Regions from separate parts of the Homo sapiens genome. Here region 2 is linked to region 1. A link is a loop called in an ENCODE intact Hi-C map of the cell type or tissue named here. Cell type or tissue: sigmoid colon. All regions are shown on one strand. Each heading gives the region's core, and the rest is flanking DNA. Links, peaks and the distances in the headings are about the cores only.

Region 1 (8,333 bases), core at 274-8,273:
GCCTCATCTTCAGGTTCTCCCACGTGGTCTCCTGCAAGAGTTATTTCTAATGTGGAGTTCGTAGGTGTGATTTTTTTTTTTTTTTAAGAACTGCGTTATGGAGACTTCACCATTAAAGTTGAGATGCAGGAGATTCATCAGTAGTGCTGCTTATTTAAAATTGCTCATGAGTGATGTTACGATTTGTTGTGACTGAGTTTCAGAATTTTGGAGTGGAGGTTGTGGACAGGGCCCACGGCAGCTGCTGATCTACGTCTCTGAATGGAAGGGTGGTGTGGCTGGAAGACTGTGTAGACGGGAGGATGGGAGAGTGGTCTTCTGTGTCCTGCCAGAATATCACAGCTGCGGCAGTGACACTGGTAGCACCTGAGCGGCAAGCCATGTGCTAGGATGCCCTCCAGGGCCCCCTGTGTCCAGGGGTTCATTCCATTGCTGTGTCTCAGCACCTGTCCATGGCCCCACCTGCATCCGAGTGACTGGCAGTTCCTGGGCCTCACCCAGTCCTCCCGATTCACAATCTCTTAGGACGAAGGTGCAGAATCTGTGTCTTGTAGTCACTCTTAACTTGTGAAACTTCAGCTTTTTTCTTTCTCAATTTCCCAATTCCACCTAATTCCCTCTAATTATAACTCAGATAATTCTTAAATACATGGGCTTGCGGTTCTTTGTGTTCTGCTGGAACTCGTGGTTTTACATGAGCTGGTCTAGTGATTCTGATGTGGAATAAAGATCATGAAAGCCACTGTCCACTGACACCATGAGCCATTGGCATTGTGACCAGCTGTCCCACTGTGGAGTGGACTTACTTTGTTGGTCTTCATGTCCACTTTAGTACTTCAGAAGGCTTCACTAATCTTCCCCCACTCCCCAACCTTGTTTGTCATATTTTCATAATTTTCTGTCCCCTGTCTAGATTGTGATCATTGAGGGAGCAAGACTTAAACTGGCTGCATAGGGTTAAGCTTCGTGAACGCCAGGATCTCTCTCTGTTGTCGTCTTTGATGAGCTCCTCTTAGTTTTGGTTTCCTTGCACAAATGCCTGTGTTCCCTAACATTATACACAAGCTCCTTTCACTGCACAAGTAGAAATTGTAAAATCACTGCTTGTCTAATACCTCCCTCTATCCTAGGACTAAAGAGAGTCCTTACAGAGTTCTGTGGAGACGGCAGGTGAATAGTCATGTCATCTCTTTACCATAACAGTGTCTATAGAAAAATTACACTATGATTATGAATTGTGTCTCACTAATTGAACTGGAAAACGTGGGGAAGGTTTGGAAGTAAGCCCTTGTCTATAATTATTAGTGATTTAAGTGTTTGTGTATTCTTAAGAGTTTACATCTATTGACTCCATCTGTATCTTGAAGATCACTGAGAAAACATGTATGCAGGGCCTTCAAATGCCGCTAAGTATAAATCTTCTATTCAAACTTATCCCCGTTGGTTTTGGCAATAAGTATCAGCTGGGAAACATAATTTAAGCACAAAATAATGATACGTGATGTGTTGCAAATGAGAAGAAACTATAAATTGAGAGAAAGTAGCGAGTCCTTTGGTATTAGGGGTAGCCCCACATATTACAAGGCCTCAGTCAAGGTCATTTAACTTACTTTCCAGTATGGGTTTCCCATTAACCAGCAGTATCTTTTCTAGAGTCTGATTAGTATAATCCTTTCTTCAGCAAAACCTCCTAGGTGGAAGCATAAATCATCTCAAAGATACTCATGTAAAGTGGAGGCCTAGCCAGAAGGTTTTTTTTGTTTTGTTTTTTGTCTACACAAGATGTGCTGCATACTTACTAACAGCCAGCATTGCAGCCTCTGCCTGCCTGCTGGAAGTGTATAATGAGGATAGCAGGCATTTCTGAGAAATGAAGTGACTTTTAGAAGAACCGAGTAAATACACCGCAGTAGTCCTGCAAGAAGCAACAACTCAGTAAACAGCACAGGTCATGGGTCTGGGTGAGGTCAGTCGTAGCTAGCAGTAATGCGAATATAATACTTCACTTCCTCTGGAGCGGTGTGAGCTACATCAGTCTCTGCACAGCCCAAATCACCCTAACTTCCTTTTACCTTTTCCACAACCCTTTGAGATGGCCCTGAGGTTCACGTCACCAAAAAGACAGTCTGTCCAGTAACTAATTTGCCAAGTTATCAAAAAATTGTGTAAATTTTTGTTTATGTTCCTTTTTTTCCCTCTAATCCTTAGAACCTGTAAATGTCGTAAGTATTCTTGAAGAATACATATGTATATATCAACAGTATTCAAGAAGAGTATTCTAAAAACTTTAAGTTTTTAGTAAATTGGTAATTCTCTTGAACTTGGTCATTCGACTCCTGGTCTGGTCCAGCAGTCACTTTGACCGTAGGAATAGATCTGGTGCCTTCTATCTTCTATCTTGCAGGTTGTCTTTTTTGTTGTTTCTTTGGTTGGTTGGTCGGGTGATTTTTTTTTTTTAAGCTGGGGTCTCACTGTCACCCCATTTGGAGTGCAGTGGTGTAGTCTTCAGCTCACTGCATCCTCTTCCTCCCAGGCTCAAGCGATCCTCCCACTTCAGCCCCCGAGTAGCTTGGACCACAGGCACGTGCCACCATGCACAGCAAATTTTTTGTATTTTTTTTGGTAGAGACAGGTTTCGCCATGTTGCTGAGGCTGGTCTCAAACTCCTGAGCTCAGGAGATCCACCCACCTGGGCCTCCCAAAGTGCTAGCATCACAGGTGTGAGCCACCTCTCCCGGCCACCTTATAGGTTTTCTTTGTGCTGTAACAAGTAACTCCCACCCCTTCTAGGTAGAATGCTGGGTTCTGAAGGCTGTGGCTGTGGGTCCAGGAAGAGAGTGGGGAGGGAGTGGCAAGTCCCTCGCCCTTGGCCACATTTCTTACCCTGAGCCTTGGCCTTGGGCTCAGGCTTTCCTGCTCCCCTTAGCCATTTGCTTTCTACTTTAAATCACAGCTTTAAGATTACTTATAAATCATTCTGGATTATTTCCCTATTGAATTTAGATGTTTTGTTTTTTTTGTTGTTGTTGTTGTTGAGAGAGAGTCTCGATCTGTCGCCCAGGCTAGAGTGCAGTGGCGCGATCTTGGCTCACTGCCACCTCTGCCTCCCAGGTTCAAGCTATTCTCCTGCCTCAGCCTTCCGAGTAGTTGGGATTACAGGCGCCCGCCACCGCACCTGGCTAATTTTTGTATTTTTAGTGGAGACAGGGTTTCGGCATGTTGGCCAGGCTGGTCTTGAACTCCTGACCTCGTGATCCACCCCCCCCCCCCCCCTCCCCGCCGTCAGCCTCCCAAAGTGCTGGGATTACAGGCGTGAGCCACCTTGCCCGGCCTGAATTTAGATCTTAAATTTTAAGATAATCTTATTTTTTTAAAAAAAATCAATAAACACAAAGCAAAAAGAAGAAAACACAAGAAACATTTCCTCTATGAAAATAGCTATGTTGTGTTTCTTACCAGTTTATCACCTCTGAGGTGATTATCGCTTCTTCCCAGGTTGGCAGCTGTGTACATTTAATGAGCATTTTCTTTGTTTTATGGCGCCACAGCTTTGCATACCCAGCTGTTGTAGGTCCTTATGAGGGAACCTGAGCAAGTGGTTATTGCAGAGCCAGCCCTTGTTCTGCCTGATGTTCGCTTTGGTATCGTTTTCTGATTCTAGGTGGAGGTTGTGGAGGAGTCAGGTTTCCAGGTGGGTGGGGGAGTATCCGAGGAGCATAGGTTTGGACCCTGTTGCGATGTGGAAGGTTGAGGACGAGCAGCAAGAATCCCAGCCTGGTGTGGATCCGGGGCATTGGCTGCACAGAGGGGTGACACTGTCCTTCCTTGTTCTTTCTTGGTCAGTCTCTTGCTGTTTGGAACACAGGGTCCTTTGAAGACATGATAACCTACTCTTGGACACACAGTAAAAAATGACTTATTTTTTTGTGAGGAATGTGAGGATAAGCGTTATTATCCACATTCTGTATGCACATCTCTGTTATGTCCTTAGCATAGAATACAGGCACTATAGGAAAAATGGCATTGGGGCTAAATTACCCAAAACCTATGTAGCAATAACAGTCCTAATAAAAATGCATGTTAGATTCTTTTAAAATTTAAGGAATAGGCTGGGCGCGGTGGCTCACTCCTGTAATCCCAGCACTTTGGGAGGCCAAGGCGGGTGGATCACTTGAAGTCAGGAGTTTGAGACCAGTCTGGCTAACACGGTAAAGCCCCGTCTCTACTAAAAATACAAAAATTAGTCAGGTGTGGTGGCACACGTCTGTAAGTCCAGCTACTTGGGAGGGTGAGACAGGAGAATTGCTTGAATCTGGGAGGCAGAGGTTGCAGTGAGCCGAGATCATGCTATTGCACTCCAGCCTGGGTGACAGAGCGAGACTCTGTCACAAAAAAAAAAAAAAAAAAAAAAAAAAAAAAAAAAATTAAGGAATACCAGAGTAAATATAAAGAGTTTGCTTTTAAAGGTAGTTTGACAGTGGAGTATACACAGTGGTTGAGGCTGCCAATTATGTAATAAGCAACACATGCAAAGAGCCTGTGGCTAAACCGAGTGAAGATGATGGGTGGGGTGAGTGGGCTCAGTGAGCTTTGTGTTAACCTCCCTTTACTCAGTGGCTCAAAATAGTAACAGGCAGGGGAGACTAAGGTTTAAACCAGTATGGCTCTCACACCATACTCACCTCCTCCTTCCACATTACAAATTGCATGTGAAATGATCCTCGCTCCAGAAACACATATTGCATATATTTTAAGGCTTCTGACAGATACCATTATAGTGCTTTCCATCAAAAGCCATGTACCCGATTACCAGCATCACACCATCTTCCCAAGGCTAGGGACTGTTACCCCGTTCTTCTGTTTTTTTTTAGACAGAATGTTGCTCTTGTTGCACAAGCTGGAGTGCAGTGGCGCAATCTCTGCTCACTGACGCCTCCACTTCCTGGGTTCAAGCGATTCTTTTGCCTCAGCCTCCCGAGTAGCTGGGATTACAGGTGTGCGCCACCACACCCAGCTAATTTTTTATATTTTTAGTAGAAATGGGGTTTCACCATGTTAGTTAGGCTGGTCTCAAACTGCTGACCTCAAGTGATCTGCCCACCTCGGCCTCCCAAAGGGCTGGATTACAGGTGTGAGCTGCTGCACCCAGCCCACCCTGTCCTTTAATAGGAGAAAATGATGTCATCTTACTTTGATGAGCATTTCTCTCATGAGTAAGATTTAAAGTGCTTATGTTTAGAGACATAGGCATTTATTTGAGTTGCTTTGGTCCTGTTGTTCACCAGTTTTCCTGTCAGATTCTCTTAGAACACTTTATAATGCAAGGTGGTCAGCCCTCTGTGGAGGAGGGGCACAGAGAGCTGCAGGATTGGGGCTTTGCTGCTAGTTGGTTGGCTCATCACCCAGGCAAGGCCCTTTCCTTGGGGCCTCAGTTACTTCACCTGTCGTGTGTGGCTAGTCCCCAGAGTACTCTTCCCTCGGGGATGTGTGTGTCTTCAATGAACTGCTGTACCTTGGACCCTGAACACAGAGCCTGGCACAGAGTGAGGAATAAAGATGGACTGGGAGGAGAAAAAATAATAGCTCCATCATGATTTGTTTTGTCTTGTGTCTTTCAGATTTAATTTTTCCTAGTTCATAAATGGCCCTTACACTTGTTCCTAGTGATTTTAGTCATAGAAAGAATGCCAGTCTTTATGTAATCTAGCCTCTCACACCTATTTAATTGTACAGTCTTCTCCTGCATTGGAGTCGCCCATGGGGCTTTTGTTCTTTTTTCTCTTTTCTCAATGTTTTTGATTTTGTTTTTGTCTTTTTTTAGCAACAGGGTCTTGCTATGTTGCCCAGGCTGGGGTACAGTGGCAATTCACAAGCACAGTCGTGGGAGACTATAGCATTGATCTCCTGGGCTCCAGCAGTTCTCCCACCTTTGCCTCCTGAGTAGCTGGGACTACAGGTGTACCACCACTCCTGGCTTCTTAAATGTCTTTATTCTCATTGTAAAGGCACATATATGTTAATTTTGGAAAAATTGGGAAAAGTCTAAATTAAAAAAACAAAGCAGGCTCGTCTCTTAGGGGAAAAATGAGAGGATCTGTATTTTAAGAATTTTTACTGGAAGGCCGGGTGCAATGGCTCATAGCTATAATCCCAGCACTTTGGGAGGCCAAGGCGAGATAATTGCTTCTGCCCAGGAGTTCAAGACCAGCTCGAACAACATGGCAAGACTCTGTCTCTACAAAAAATTTTAAAACTTAGCTGGGCGTCGTGATGCACACTTGTCATCTCAGCTACTCAGGAAGCTGAGGTGAGAGGATCGCTTGAGCCCAGGAGGGTGAGACTGTGTGAGCCATGATTGCACTACTTCACTTCAGCCTGGGTAGCAGTGAGACCCTGTCTCCAAAAATAAAAAGAATTTTTACTGGTAATAGTGAGGAACACTGCTTTATGTTCTGTGACTAAAGCCTTTACTGCCTTTACGTAACAAAGTACCCACCTTAATTACCTTCCCATACTTTTACAATTTAATTTTTTATATTTAGTTCCTCATCATTTTCTTACTGATTCGTCTGATTTTGTTTTCTCGGGAATTTCCCCCCAAAATGGAATGCTTTTTGGTATTAAAATAGTAGTCACTTAAACAGCTTTTTGTTAAAGCATAAAGGTCTGCCTTATTGTTGTTAGTAATTCGTTGCCTTAAATAACAGTCATTGGATGTTTTCTCCCACAAATTCAGACAGGGCTTGGCTGGCCCATTCCCCTGCTCCACATGGCTTTGACAGGGGTTATTTGAGGTCTGCCTTATTTTTCATGGGTGCCTCTTGTTTCATTATAAGTCTGTAGCCATAGGATGTTTAATTAGTCCACCTTTAATAGACATTTAGAATTTTTTCCAGTTTTCAATATTTAATCAGAATGTGATGCATTATCTTTGCACACATATTTTAACATACTTGTCCAATTACTTCCTTAACAATGAATCATGAGAAGTGGAGTTACTGTCAAAAGAAATGCATGTTTTTCTTTTTGATACATGTTGCTTTCCAAAATTACACCGAATTGCCAGAGTACTTGAGAATTGCCATTTCTTTATATCCTCATCAATACCAATTAGCATTTTTTAAATCTTGGCCATATAGATAGATTAAACATGCCTCATTGTTTTATTTCTATTCCTTTAGTGATTAGTAAGAACTTTTTAAAAACAGCTTTTTAAGATATAATTCATGTACCATATAGTCCTTGCTTCAAGTGTACAGTTGAGTGGTATTTAGTATATTGTGTAACCATCACCACAGTCAATTCTGAAACATTTTCACCACTCCAAAGAGAAACCTAGTACCATTAGCAGTTATTCCCCATTTCCCCTGAACCCCCATCTCCAGCCAACCGCTAGTCTTTCTACCCCCATGGATGTATCTATTCTGGGCATTTCCTAGAAATTGAATCACAGAATATGTGGTCTTTTGTGACTGGCTTCTTTTACGAAGCATGTTTTCGGAGTTCATGTTGTAGTATGTGTGGTTACTTCCCTTTTTACGGTTGAATAATATTCCGTTTTGGTTATACACCGTGTTTTGTTTTTCCCTTCATCACTTGATGGGCATTTGAATTGTATCCACTTTTTGGCTATTTGTAAAAGGCTGTTGTGAACATTTTTTACAGTTTTCGTGTGAACGTGCATTTTCAGTTCTTTTGGTTGTATACCTAAAATAGGAATTGCAGAGGTCATGTGGTAATTTTATGTTTGACCTTTTGAGGAATTGCCAGACTGTTTTCCAGAGTGGCTGCTGCCTTCTACATTCCCACACCAATGTATGAGGATTCCAGGTTCTCCACGTCCTGGCCACCCTGTTGCTATTGGTTAGCATTTGACTTTTTATTATAGCCATGTGGTGGGTGTGAAGTGGTATCTCACTGTGGTCTTAACTTGCATTTCCCTAATGGCTAATAAGGTTCAACATCTTTTCATGTGCTTATTGGCCATTCGTGTATCTTCTTTGCATAAATAACTGTTCAGAGCTTTCACTTATTTTTTAATTGGGCTATTAGTCTTTTTATTACTGAGTTGTAAGAGTTTTTAAAATATGTTCTAGATGCAAGTGCTTTATCAGACCTATGATTTGCAAATATTTTCTCTTTCACTTTCCACTTTCACAGTTCATTATTTTGTAATGGTATCCTTTGAAGCATAAAAGTTTAATTTTTTATGAAATCAGTTTATTTTTCTTTTATCACTTGCACTTTTGGTGACGTAGTAAGAAACTGCCTAATCCAAGGTCGTGAAGATTTATTCTCGGTTTTCTTCTGTGAATGGTACGATTGTCACTCTT
Region 2 (8,333 bases), core at 160-8,159, 55 kb before region 1:
TGCCACCACGCCCAGCTAATTTTTTGTAATTTTCAGTATTTTTAGTAGAGACAGGGTTTCACCATGTTGGCTAGGCTGGTTTCGAACTCCTGACCATAGGTGACCCACCTGTCTGCCTCCCAAAGTGCTGGGATTACAGGCATGAGCCACTGCACCCAGCTGTCCTTCCATTTTAGAGCTAAGGAGGGGTACACAGGGAGGCAGTAGCTGTGGTGACAGCTGTGATCTGAACCAGGGCTTGGTTGAGTACTCTTCTCACTACACCAGACTGCACTTCCTGTGTCCGTAGTGTCTAATTAGTAATAGATCAGTAAACACACCGAGAGCGTAGTGTGGCCTCCAGGTCATTTAACAATAATAATAACAACACTGTGAATCCTTCCACCACTCTCTAGATTCCTCATCTCTAGGAGTGAACTTTTCCAGGATGCTTTGCCCTTGCTGGATCAAGTTTTTTGTATGTAGTTTTTTTCCTTCAAATTTTGTTTTAATTAACAAATAAAAATTGTATGTATTTATCATATACAACATGATGTTTTGAAATATCTATACATTGTGGATTGGCTAAATTGAGCCAATTAACATGTGCATTACCTCTTCCTGTGTCCGTTAACTTAGAAATTAAAAATTCTTTTTGGAGCCACAGTGGCACATGCCAGCAGTCTTGGCTACTTGGGAGGCTGAGGCAGGAGGATTGCTTGAGTCCAGGAGTTTAGGAGTTTGAGGCTACAGTGAGCCATGATCACACTTGTGAATGGCCACTGCACTCCAGCCTGGGCAACACAGACCCCATCTCTTAAAAAAAATTCCTTTTGGAAGTTTTTCGAGGGTAGGTAAATAGGTGAATAAAAATGTTTAGCTTTTGAAAGATTTAATAGAAGCATTTGAGTAGTCAGGGCTATAGTACAAGTCTGAGGATGTAGGGAAAAATCAGGTTTCTCCTATACTCCTTTATTCCTATACTCAGTGTCAACAGTCGACACAGAACACCTCTGGGACCAGATTTGTGGAGATGCCCCCAGCCACACACACACACCGAGTAGGCACTCGGTGCTGCAGCAGACGCCAGCTGACAGGCAGATGGTGTCAGATCCCACGGTTGAGGGCTCAGTCCTCAAGACTGCCCCCGCCCCCCACCATTTGCAAGCCCCAAGTTGTTTTACCTGTGCTTCTGACTGGCTATAAATGGGGTTCCCACAAGCCCCTCCTTGGGTTCAATTAATTTACTAGAGCGGTTGACAGAGCTCAAGGAAACATGTTTACTGGTTTTTTATTGTAAAGGATATTATGAAGGATACCACTGAATATCAGGTGATAGGGCAAGGCGTGTGAGAGGGCCATGTAGCCTTTTTGCCCCGTCCAGGTGTGCCACTCTTCAGGAACCTCCATGTGTTCAGCTATCTGGAAGCTCTCTGAACCCTGTACTTGTGAGTTTTTATGGAGGCTTCATTACATAGGCATGATTGATTAAACCATTGGCCGTTGGTGATCAACTTAAGCTTTAGTATCTCTCCCTTCCCTGGAAATTAAGGATGGGCTGAAAGTCCCAGTCCTCTAATCAGTCATGCCTTGGTCTTCCTGGTGACCAGCTCCTGTCCGAAGCTACCTAGGAGCTGCCAGCCATCAGTCAATTCGTGAGCATACGAAAAGACATTACTGGTTGGGTGTGGTGGCTCACACCTATAATCCCAGCAATTTGTGAGGCCGAGGCGGATGGATCACCTGAGGTTGGGAGTTCTAGACCATTCTGGCCAACATGGTGAAACCCCGTCTCTGCTGAAAATACAAAAAATTAGCCGGGTGTGGTGGTATGCGCCTGTAATCCCAGCTACTTGGGAGGCTGAGGCAGAAGAATTGTTTGAATCCGGGAAGTAGAGGCTGCAGTGAGCCAAGATCGTGCCACTGCACTCTAGCCTAGGCGACAGAGCCAAAAAAAAATAAAAATAAAAAAATAAAAAATAAAAATTCTATTTTGGAGATTCCAAGGATTTTAGGAGTTGTATGCCAGGAGACAGGGTGGAAGACCAAATACATAGTCACAGTATTACAAAAGTAATGCAAAAGACAATCTAAAGAAACCATGAAAAAAAAATCTAAAGAAAGGAGACCTTTTTCACAGGAAATAGGGATGTGAGAGAGAAATTAGGAGTGGGTGAGGAAGAGAAAATATGTGTGGGAGGGAAAGCAGAGAAGTATGAACACATCACAAAACAGCATCTGAACTCTTACATGCTTATTTCTTACACTACTGTTGCTCATCCTACATTATGCCATTTAATCTGTGTATCAATTCTAGGGTTGGGGTTCATTGATGCTGAGTTTGTAGCCAAAGAGTGAAATATACTTGGGTGGTCCCCTAAAAGGTAAAGAGGGCAATAGGAAAAAGTCTTAAAGAGAAAGATGACCCAGTGTAATATTTCTAGAGAATTCGTTATTGTTTCTGTTTTCAGAAAGTAGTAGTAAACATTAAGATTACTGCTTTATATCTTTGACTAGACAAGCAGCTTGTTGATACTGTGTATCCTCTATAATGTGAGCACTCATTCAGCACGTGGGTTTATTGAGTGCCTAGTACATACGAAGCATTTTATGCTAGGCACTGAGTAGATAAGCAAGACAGGATCCCTGCTTTCAGGGAGCTTACAGCCCCACGCACGTTATAACGTGAAATTGTTAGCATAATTTTAACGCATTGTGTCTGTAGGAGCATAAAAGAGTTCTTATTTCCAGGAGAAGGTGTGATAGACCAGTCCTGTCAGTACAAATAATCTGGGGCTCCAAGTGGAATTCAAAGAAGAAAATAAGGTATTATGGAAGAGGAGGCTGTAGAAAACCTGAAGAAAGGTGTGTTTTGTGGATACTTTGGCTGATGGCTTTGAAATTTTTTTCAGATGAGGCTGTTTTCAAATGTTATTGGCTGCACAGATTGATTTAGCCACCCACCTGGTGTTTGATTCTAGTAGTTCATTCCTTGCTTAAGGTGAAATGCTGATTTCTGATCATCATTATTAAGAATGGATCCTGGAACAGATGTAGGTACCATTTGTCTTTCAGTGTTTAGGAGTGATCCCCACCTAACAGTCTGCATGCAGACCACCGGCTTGGGTTTCCTAGTATAGAAGTGAATGTCCTCTGTACCTTGCTTGGTAAACAGTTGCCTTTCCTGAGGCTGGCTGAGTTTGGCTGTAACTTTCTCCTTCCTAAGTCCCTACTATTTTCCTCATTCCTCACTGGGTCTTCCCAGCCTCGTATGAGTGTGATAGAAATGGGGAAATGTGTAGCCTCTCTTTTCTCTCATTTCAGCTTAATGAAAGGGGTAGCCTCCTGGTTGGCAGCCAGGAAGCTGCAAAAGGGAAAATTCCTTTCCCTAGCTATGGAAGTATGACAGGCAGTGTTCGCTATTTGATATCGGCTGGTGAAGTTTCCTTGAGGTGCAAATGCTCTGGGTGCAGGGTGCCCACAGTCTCCTTTTCTTTGCATTCTCCCGGGCCCCCTGGTAACGGTCAGAGAGAAGAGGGCTTACCTGGGACTGGATCGCTGTCAATCGTGAACCTTAGGAACTTCCGATGATACAGATTGCTCTTGCTTAACCCATGTGTTGGGACACTTTGGTGTGTAGAAAGCAAAGCTGTGTTGTGTTGCAATATCCTGGCCTGCCTCCTTCACTCCCCTTTGTCAGTTTTGCTGAACTAGGGAATATGGAAATGTGGTGACAGTGGTAAACAGAAGGGTGATGGTACGACTACGTGTGCGCCCTATCTTGCCTTTTAAAAAGCCACACCTGTATATTTGGTTTTACACATATTCATATGGTGAATTACAGAAGAAGAATTTGTCTAACTCTGCCTTCACCCAAACAGCTGGTATATGTATTTGGACTGAAATAGGATGAAAAAGTGGTCACGGTGGTCAGAGTGTAGCAGACCAGTGAAAAACAAAAACACTAGCCCAGGACATAAGCCCTGCTTACAACTTTGAAACTTGCCTGTGAATTTGATAAGAACTAGAATAAACCATAAATGAAAACTGATAGCTCTGAGAGTGGCAGGATGATGGGTGAAGTTTTTAACTCTGGGGCGTTGGTACCCTTGTTTTACAGGTGAGGGTATGAAGATGCAGAGATGAAGCAGTTTGCCTAAGGATGCAGGATTTCAACTCCTGTGCTCAGCTTCCAGCTGTTCTGTTCCCATTGTTCTACACTGAGGCCAGCCCTGCCCTGGGTTTCACTAAGTACTCTCTGAGTTTATCTGCTCTTCTGTGGCCTGGCCTCCCTCTCCTAGGAAGAGTGCTTAGGGATGTTCAAAATAGCCAGTTAGGTCGCCTTTTGCAGATTTTTCCAAACTTAAATATAAAATATTTGGCCCTTGTTTGCTTCTGGGTTACAGTGCTTGACACGGTCTCTTCATCCTCGCCCTGGACAGAAAGGAAGGAGAGCTGATCTCTAATGGTAATGGCTCCAGTTCCTGGTTTAGATGAAGTTTCATTTTCATGCTCATCAGTTAAGGAACACTGCATTTTTAAAAGTAGTTATTTTGGGCTGCAGTGGCTCATGCCTGTAATCCCAGTGCTTTGGGAGACTGAAGTAGGAGTATTTCTTGAGGCCAGGAGTTTGAGACCAGCCTGGGCAACATAGCAAGACCCCATCTCTACAAAAAAAAATTTTTTTAATTAGCTGGCAAGCCTGGGAAACATGGCGAAACCCTGTCTCTCCAAAACAGTACAAAAATCAGGTGGGTGTTTTGGTGCAGGGCGGAAGCTGCATTGAGCCTGCAACTTCACTGCACTCCAGCCTGGGTGCCGGAGCAAGACCCTGTCAAAATAATTATTTAATTAATTCATTAATTAAAAATAAAATAAAAAATGAGCTGTTTGTGGTGGGGCACACCTGTGGTCCCAGCTATAGGGGGCTGAAGCGGGAGAATTGGTTGAGTCCAGGAGTTTGAGGATACAGTGAGCTGTGATTGTGCCATTGCACAGAGGTGACAGAGCAAGACCCTATCTCTAAAACATAAAATAAAAAATAAAATGTTGTTATTTGGGGGGGTACATATTTTCTTTTTTCCTTTTATTTGTAGTTGACATGTGATTGTATATATTAAGGGGTTACAGAATATTTTGTAACATGCATGCAATGCATAATGAGCAAATCATAGTAATTAGGATATCTACCACCTCAAACGTTTATCATTTGGGTTGGACAAAAATATTTATTAAGGAGTACCGAGTAAATTTGTGTGTGCAGGTGGACAAAGCCTGGAGGGCAACAAACAAAACAGTAGTTATGATAGAGAGGACTTTTTAATACATATTTAATAAATATTGTACAGTTTGTGTCTGGACACCTCAGTGAATCTCCAAATTTAGGATAGCAAAATAGCGTAAAAACTATGGATTGGAACCCTCAGAAGCATGTTGAGACCTATTTCACCAGGTACAGGCCCTGTGCCCTCATGGAACTGTCTGCTGTATCCGGGATCAGATTCCTTTCTCTTCAAAATGACATGCCCTGTAACCATGAGGAGGTACCCCAAATTGAAGGACCTTCTACAATAACAACTGGCCTCTATTCTTCAAAAATGTCAGTTATGGCCGGGTGCAATGGCTCACGCCTGTAATCCTAGCACTTTGGGAGGCTTAGGCGGGCGGATCACCTGAGGTCAGAAGTTCGAAACCAGCCTGGCCAACGTGGCGAAACCCCGTCTCTACTAAAAATACAAACGTTAGCCGGGTGCGGTGGTGCACGCCTGTAATCCCAGCTATTCTGGCTGAGGTTGGAGAATTGCTTGAACCCGGGAGGCAAAGGTTGCAGTGAGCCTGGATCGTGCCACTGCACTCCATCTAGCGTGGGCAACAGAGCAAGACTCTGTCTAATAAACAAATAAGAATAAAATGTCACTTACGAAAGACAAAGGCCAGGGAACCTTTGATCCTTTTTCGATTAAACAAGGTGACAAAGACATGACAATTAAATGCACCATGATCCTGAATTAGATCTTGGATCTTGTAATCTCATGGCTATAGGACATGTCATTTTGAAGAGACAGATGTGTGATAAAGATCATTATTGGGACAACCAGCAAAATTTGAGTAAGGGCAGTATATTCAGTATTGTATCAGTGTTACATTTCCTGAGTTGCACATGCATACTGTGATTATGTAAGAGGATGTTGTTAGGAGATACGTACTGAAGTACTTAGGAGAACAGTGTTATTTCGTCTGCAACTTACTCTCAGTCTCGGTTTTTCTTCAAAAACTGTTACATGCATGTACACACTCCTAAATCACATCTCATTCCTTACAGACAGGTGGGAAGATAACAAGTGTGTGTTAGACGTGGTTTTCTAGACTGACAAGAGGGACTGGTCTGTTCTGCAGGGGCAGCCCAAAGAAAGTCTTCATAGTTGCTGTGTTTAATCTGAGTGGGAACTGAGGTGAGTTTTAGAATGAGAGATTCAAGAAGAAAGATTCCCAATGCCTGTGCCAGCTCTCAGTGTTGTGGCTGGAAAGTAGGGGGCATCTGGTGTTGTCCTGTAAAGGAAGGCCAAGAAGATAGCCTCACGTGCCATGAGAAGGTGTTTGAACTTCTTCCATAGACATGATGGGTCTGTTAGGGTTAGGGTGAGGTTAAACTCCAGCTAAAATGGCTTAAGTGATAGTAAGTGTATTTTCTCACATAACATGAAGTTTGAAGGTGGGGAAGTACTAGGGTTGCATCACTCAGCAGTTCAGAGATGATCTCCCCACCCCAGGTGTTTATGTTTTTGGCTACAGCCATCCTTAGCATGCAAGTGGTGTCTGCTCTCCTGGCTACAGGGTGATTGTCACCTGCCCATGACGAGATCTGGTGAAGAAGAGGAGGGAGATTTCTTTCTGAGCATCCATTGCTGTGAGGAAGGAACACCTTTTCCACAATGGTCCTGGTTCAGTGTACCTTCAGATTCCCTTAGCTGAGATTGTGTCACTTGCAAAGGGGAACGTGATCGTGGTGGTGGGCTTATCTGGTTACTCTCCCTCCTGTGGCCAGGGAACGTTCCTCAGAGGAACCTCCCAGGCAGCCACTTCAGATCATGTGGGTGTTGCCAGCAGCATGGGGCCAGGGGTATTGGGTGAGCAGACATTAGGGTCTGCCACCATGCAGAAAAAAGGTTTTAATTTTCTTTTCTTTTTCGTGTGTGTGTGTGTGTGTGTGTTTGTTTGTTTGTTTGTTTGTTTTTGAGACGGAGTTTCGCTCTTGTTGCCCAGGCTGGAGTGCAATGGCGATATCTCAGTTCACTGCAACTTCCACCTCCCAGGTTCAAGCGACTCTCCTGCCTCAGCCTCTCGAGTAGCTGCAATTACAGGCGCCTGCCACCACGCCCAGCTCATTTTTGTGTTTTTAGTAGAGATAGGGCTTCGCCATATTAGCCAGGCTGGTCTTGAACTCCTGACCTCAGATCGTCTGCCTGCCTTGGCCTCCCAAAGTGCTGGGATTACAGGCATGAGCTACCGTGCCTGGCCGATGTATGGTGTTTTTTGTTTGTTTGTTTTTTTGAGATGGAGTCTCACTCTGTTTCCCAGGCTGTCATCCAGGCTGGAGTGCAGTGGCGCAATCTTGGCTCACTGCAAGCTCTGCCTCCTGGGTTCACGCCATTCTCCTGCCTCAGCCTCCAGAGTAGCTGGGACTACAGGTGCCTGCCACCACACCTGGCTGATTTTTTATATTTTTAGTAGAGACAGGGTTTCACCGTGTTAGCCAGGATGGTCTCAATCTCCTGACCTCGTGATCCGCCTACCTTGGCCTCCCAAAGTGCTGGGATTACAGGCGTGAGCCACCGCACCCGGCCTGATGTTTTAAAGTATTATACAGCCGCTTATTAAACCTCCTGTTATGGATAGCAGTAATAATAATAGACAGTACTTAGCATTTACCACCCATAGGCACTGTTTGTTCTCAGTCGTGTTTTACACTTACTTATTCATTTGGTCCTCACAACAGCGTTATGAGGTGTAGGGGCCATTGTTACCCCTAGTTTCCAGATGAGGAAACTGAGGCAAAGAAAGGCTGAGTAACCTACCAAGGTCACATCACTAATGAATAGGGAGCTGGAGGCAGAGCTGGTGTCCAGTGTGGGCAGCCCCAGTATAGAGTCTGTAACCACTAGGAAAAACTGCCTCTGGGTATTTTTTGTGCTTTTTTTTTTTTTTTGGATGCTACAGATAATACTAAGATGAACATATTTCTACATACTTCTTCCTTGCACATACATGAATAGCCTGGCCGTTGTGGGTTAGAGTGCGTGGGAAATGAGAGGGTAGAGATGACATGTGTAGACCACGCTTCAGAGAAAAGTTAC

Evidence for each region. Peaks named below come from ENCODE experiments on the same cell type or tissue, not always from the same donor. Only the 100,000 strongest peaks of a DNase experiment are listed, where the experiment ranks them.
Region 2: a loop joins it to region 1, with 2.0 times the contacts of the local background. A loop is called at or near these places in 16 of 110 quality-filtered maps.

Annotation. Positions count from the first base shown.
Region 1 is chr16:3,798,206-3,806,538 of GRCh38, reverse strand. The region is part of intron 3 of CREBBP (CREB binding lysine acetyltransferase); the gene reads left to right. Among named protein-coding and RNA genes, the nearest start is that of CREBBP, 78 kb to the left of the region's middle. In sigmoid colon, for the core only: no CTCF peak of the experiment used is centred there; no DNase peak of the experiment used is centred there.
Region 2 is chr16:3,852,819-3,861,151 of GRCh38, reverse strand. All of the region lies in intron 1 of CREBBP (CREB binding lysine acetyltransferase), which reads left to right. Among named protein-coding and RNA genes, the nearest start is that of CREBBP, 24 kb to the left of the region's middle. RefSeq lists a silencer at 1,081-1,265. In sigmoid colon, for the core only: no CTCF peak of the experiment used is centred there; a DNase peak (open chromatin) is centred at 3,631; H3K27ac peaks cover 1,548 bases.